Regions from separate parts of the Homo sapiens genome. Here region 1 is linked to region 2. The links are chromatin contacts, found by Hi-C or POLR2A ChIA-PET in ENCODE. All regions are on one chromosome and are shown on one strand. Each heading gives the region's core, a stretch centred on a gene start or an enhancer-like site at or near the end of the contact. The rest is flanking DNA. Distances are from core to core; before and after follow the strand shown.

Region 1 (2,914 bases), core at 219-2,718, 170 kb before region 2:
GAAAAACATCAGAGAAAGAAAGACATACAAATGGCTCTTGAGCTGATCCTCCTTGGCATTAGTAAAGGAAGAAAGGGTTTTCTTAAAGTTGTCATCTACCTAATTAGATGTAGTAGAGCATAAAACAACAATATCAAACGATCTGCTTCAGACTCTGCACCCAACCATAGTGTGTTAATCTCTTATATTAACATTTACTCACCTTCTCTGGCCCAGCCCTCTGCATTAACAGACAATACTAAGTATTCTTACTTAGTAGAACAGGTAATTTTCCCCCATGTACTCTTAACTTATTCTTCACCCTCAAACATTTTAGTTAATACTCTTTCTGTCCATTGTGAGTGGATTACGGAAAAAAACAACTCATTGTCTTATTTCATGTCACGAAGAAAATGTATATACTGAACAATATTACTTCTTACTATATAATATTCACACACAAAAATTCATGCTAGTAAATAATATCTGCACCAAGCCCCTCAACTATGTGTGTGATCAATATAAAATGCCGTTAAGTCATTGGACATGAGTCTAAGTGGGAGTACAAGGCAGATCTCAAACAAACAAGAATTTCGCTATCTCCCACACCCTACCACTACCACAGTGAGAGAAAGAATGCTTATTCATCCTGTAGACAAAAACTGAATGGAGCAAACTTTCTCACAACGGGAAATCCTACCAGTCTCTCTCCTCTCCTGAGAGAGTCCAACTGTTTTTAGATTCAGTCAACAAATGATAAATAATTCAACTTAGTGATTATTGCTAAGGGAAGAAAAATTAATACATAATAATGAGTAGGTTAAAAAAAAAAGAAAAAGAAAAACAAGATCATGTCCTTTGCAGGGACATGGGTGGATCTGGAGGCTATTATCCTTAGTAAACTAATGCAGGAACAGAAAACCAAATGCTGCATGTTCTCACTTATAAGTGGGAGCTAAATGATGAGAACACATGGACACACAGAGGGGGAACTACACACACTGAAGCCTGTCAGACAGCGGGAGGGTGGAAGGAGGGAGAGGATCAGAAAAAATAACTAGGCTTAATACCTGGGAGATGAAATAATATGTATAACACACCCTCATGACACAAGTTTACCTATGTAACAAACCTGCACATGGACCCCTGAACTTAAAATTAAAACAATAATAATAATAATAATAATAACAGGTAGGAATCAACAGATGAAACATGATTTTTCTCTCACTCTGTTGCAGAGATTACCAGCTATCTACCAAAAACATACTCTTCTTCCGTGGTGTTGTTCTGGAAAGCAGCTACCCAACTTTCATTTAGGATAGAGCCATATGACCGGTTCTCACCAATGGAACATGAGCCAGAGTGAGTCACTTCTAGGCTGAAGTAGATAAACAGCAGTTGTGCCTTCCTCATCATTCTTTCCCCATCTGCTCACTGAAATTACTGGACTCTAGGGTTTGCAGGAGACGGAAGACTGACAGGATGGAATAAGCTCGAGTTGCTGAATCACTGCCTGGAATGCCATCCACAAACACTCGATTTGGATTTTATGTGAGCAAGAAACATATTCTATTAAGCCACTGAACCATCAGCATTCACTTATTATAGCACCTATTAATTAATATTAATAATTAATTAATACATCAATTCACCCACCTATCCTTTGGGAGATACCCCTTAACCCCTACACTCTCTAATTTCAGTTGAATTATGCTGGTTCACTTCCAACTCTCCATAAAGAATATTGAATTGCTGGTTCTGCTATCATATACCTAAAAGCCACTGTGAGCAGGCATAGTTTCCGGAAATCTAATTTTGATGAAAATTCATAAAGGACTTTGGACTTTAGCTGTGATCAGCCCTTGACTCTGCAGACTATCATGAAGACCAGAGAGGAATGTCATGAAGCTTAGTAATAGGCAGGCTCTTGCAAAATTTTCAAGCTGTAATGGGAAATGACAGCTGGTATCCAAACCGGGCATTAACCCTGGAGGAATCCTTTGTTTCCTGGTTGCAGCTGAAATACTGGACCTTTCTCTTCTTTTAAGCCTCAGATATATTTTCTCGTGATCTCTCTTATTTCATATTTGCACACTGGCAGTAAGGCCTTTTTCCTGTTTCCAAATCTCTCCATGTCCTCTGGTGGAGTTTCATCTGTGCTGTTCCTACAGCAGTTATTCCACACATTACAGTAGGCAGAGAATAAAGAAGAGAGAGAGGTTAGTACTCATGAAACAGGAGTAGAGCCCAAATCACATCAGGGCTCATAGGCCATGGTAATGACTTTAGTCTTTACCCTCAGAGGAAAAATGAAGCCACTGAAGTACATTAAGTATGAGGATGATATAATCTGTTTAGCTTTTTAAAAAGATCGCTTTGGCTACAGGGTAGACGATAGGTAGAGAGGGTAATTAGAATGCTGTGGCTGTGATCCAGTCAAGAGATGATGCAACCTAAATCAGAGAGTGGCAGAGGGATGGATAAATAACAGGCTTGTGATAAGGCCTAGATATGGGGAATAAAAAGAAAAAGACATGCTAATGGAGGTACCCAGATGCTAATGGTGCTGGGAATGCTTTTAAACAACAGCACTTGCTCTATTGCTTTTATGTTTGCTTGTTTGTTTGTTTTCCTTACAGGTACTCTTTTTTTCTTCTTTGAGACAAATTCTCACTCTGTCACCCAGGCTGAAGCGCAGTGGAGTGAACAGGGCTCACGGCAGCCTCAACCTCCTCAGCTCAAGTGATCTTCTCACCTTGGCCTCCCAAACTGCTGAGATTACTGGCATGAGCCACCGCATGCAGTCTTCTTACAGGTACTTTTTTTTTTCTCTTTTTTGCAGTTCTCCTAGGTGGGGCTTTATTTAAAAGGTATGTTGCCTCCATAATTCGTTAAGCCAAAGCTCGGTTTGGGCCAGCTTGGAACCCTAGACGAT
Region 2 (2,750 bases), core at 118-2,617:
TTAGGAGTAAAGTTTACAGCACTGAATGCCCACATCAAAAACTTAGATCTCAAATTAACAACCGAATATCACAACTGGAAAAACTAAAGCTAGAGCAACCCAACCCTAACACTAGCAGAAGACAAGAAATAACCAAAATCAGAGCTGAACTGAAAAAAACTGAGACACACACACACACAAAATACAAAGATTAATGAATCCAGAAATCGGTTCTTTGAAAAAAATGAATATGATTAATAGAGCCAGCTAGACAACTAAAAGAAAAGGAGAAAAGATGCAATTAGGCACAATCGGAAATGACAAAGGGGACGTTACCACTGACCCAAGAGAACCATAAAAACAAACCCTCAGAGACTACTATGAACATGACTATGCAGACAAACTAGAAAATCTGAAACAAACTGATAATTCCTAGACATATAACAACCTCCCAAGACTGAACCAGGAACAAATTGAATCCCTGAACAAACCAATAACGAGTTCCAAAATTCAATCAGTAACAAAAAGCCTACCAATAAAAATAGCTCAGGACCAGATGGATTCTGAGCCAAATTTTACCAGACGTATAAAGAATAGGGAGCGGGGCCAGGCGCGGTGGCTCACGCCTGTAATCCAAGCACTTTGGGAGGCCAGGCGGGCAGATCACGAGGTCAGCAGATCGAGACCATACCGGCTAACAGCGTGAAACCCCGTCTCTACTGAAAACAAAAAAATTAGCTGGGCGTGGTGGCAGGCGCCTGTAGTCCCAGCTACTCTGGAGGCTGAGGCAGGAGAATAGCTTGAACCCGGGAAGCGGAGGTTGCAGTGAGCCGAGATCGCGCCACTGCACTCCAGCCTGGGTGACAGAGCGAGACTCCCTTGCAAAAAAAAAAAAAAAAAAAAAAAATTGGGAGAGGGATCATCATGGTGGATAGGAGGCAGGACTAGATTGCAGCTCTGACTCGTACGGGCAGAGCAGGGTGCGGAGGCTCGCATCATTAATTTTAGCTCCGTATCAATGGCAAGAACAAACCAGGAATCCGGAGAGGACCCACAGGCCCTCTAAAGGAAGCGGACTGCTCCTGTAGGACCCGGGAGACAACCCAGATACAGCGAGTCCCCCAACTGCGGAAGTAGGAAAGGGAGATCCTCCTCTCCCAAACACACACCCCCACTGGGAAAACTGAAGGTCTGTCTGCGGGAGAAGTTTCCGACCTTACCTGGAACTGAGTCCATCTCGAGAGCCTAGCGAAACACAGGGGTAGAGGAAGCAGCAGGAAAGGCTCTGGGAGCTCGTTGGGTCCCCAAGCAGCCCATTCCTGCCCGGCACCACAGGACTCCTTCGGCGGCCAGAGGAGCGGGGAAAATGCCACAGGGAGAAGGAAGTCTCCAGCGAGCTCTGTAACAACTGGAATCCAGCCAGAGCCTCCTGGCCAGAACTCCGGGGAGGGCGCGAATCCGGTGCGTTTTGCTAAGGACTTAAACTTAAGACCTGAAACTATAAACATTATAGAAGATAACATTGGAAAAACCCTTCTAGACATTGGCTTAGGCAAGGATTTCATGACCAAGTACCCAAAACCAAGGGCTAAGGACATCAATAGAAAATTCTCAAAAGAAGATACACAAATGGCCAACAAACATATGTAAAAATGCTCAACATCATGAATGATCAGGGAAATGCAAATCAAAACCACAATGCAATACCACCTTACTCCTGCAAGAATGGCCATAATCAAAAAATAAAAAAACAGTAGATGTTGGCATGGATGCGATGATCAGGGAACACTTCTACACTGCTGGTGGGAATGTAAACTAGCACAGCCACTATGGAAAACAGTGTGGAGATTCCTTTAAAAACTAAAAGTAGAACTACCATTTGATCCAGCAATCCCACTACTGGGTATCTACCCAGAGGAAAAGAAGTCATTATTCAAAAAGACACTTGCACATGTACATTTATAGCAACACAATTCACAATTGCAAAATTGTAGAACCAACCCAAATGCCCATCAATCAACAAGTAGATAAAGAAACTGTGGTATTTATAGGATGGAATACTACACAGCCATAAAAAGGAATAAATTAACAGCATTTGTAGTGACCTGGATGAGATTGGAGACTGTTATTCCAAGTGATGTAACTCAGGAATGGAAAACCAAACGTTGTATATTCTCGCTGATATGTGGGAGCTAAGCTTTGAGGATGCAAAGGCATAAGAATGATACAATGGACTTTGGGGACTTGGTGGGGAGAGTGGGAGGGGGATGAGGGATAAAAGACTACAAATATGGTAAAGTGTAAACTGCTTGGGTGATGGGTGCACCATAATCTCAAAAATCACCACTGAAGAACTTACGTAACCAATACCACCTGTACCCCAATAACTTATGGAAAAATAATATTAAAAAGAGAAAATGTGGTACATATACACTGTAGGATATTATGCAGCCATAAAAAAGAATGAGGTCACATCTGTTGCAGCAACATGGTTGGAGCTGGAGGTCATTATCCTAAACAAACTAATGCAGAACATAGAACCAAATACATGTTCTCACTTATAAGTGGGAGCTAAACAATGAGAACACTTGGACACTAAGAGAAGAACAACTGACCCTGGGGCCTACTTGAAGGTGGAGGGTGGGAGGAGGGAGAGGATCAGAAAACATACCTATCAGATATTATACTTATTACCCGAGTGACAAAATAATTTGTACTCCAAACCCCCGTGACATGTAGTTTACCTATATAACAAACCTGCTCTTATACCC

The links. Hi-C counts contacts between places; a loop is a spot of excess contacts on that map. ChIA-PET counts read pairs that join two places held with the same protein, here RNA polymerase II (POLR2A). Pooled maps may share reads with other maps.
Region 1: a map of chondrocyte shows a loop between it and region 2 (1.8-fold over the local background). The contact joins two enhancer-like sites. A Hi-C loop is called at or near these places in 1 of 168 maps with a recorded cell type or tissue (chondrocyte) and 2 of 50 pooled maps. POLR2A ChIA-PET finds 5 or more read pairs at or near these places in 2 of 52 experiments (OCI-LY7 and common myeloid progenitor, CD34-positive).

What each region holds. Positions count from the first base shown.
Region 1 is chr12:19,945,230-19,948,143 of GRCh38, reverse strand. No RefSeq gene overlaps it. Among named protein-coding and RNA genes, the nearest start is that of LINC02398, 68 kb to the left of the region's middle. RefSeq lists an enhancer at 1,075-1,583. Within about 2 kb of position 1,468, at least 3 of the 41 ENCODE cell types and tissues checked have a DNase peak (open chromatin) inside an H3K27ac peak, as active enhancers do.
Region 2 is chr12:19,774,053-19,776,802 of GRCh38, reverse strand. No RefSeq gene overlaps it. Among named protein-coding and RNA genes, the nearest start is that of LINC02398, 240 kb to the left of the region's middle. Within about 2 kb of position 1,367, at least 2 of the 41 ENCODE cell types and tissues checked have a DNase peak (open chromatin) inside an H3K27ac peak, as active enhancers do.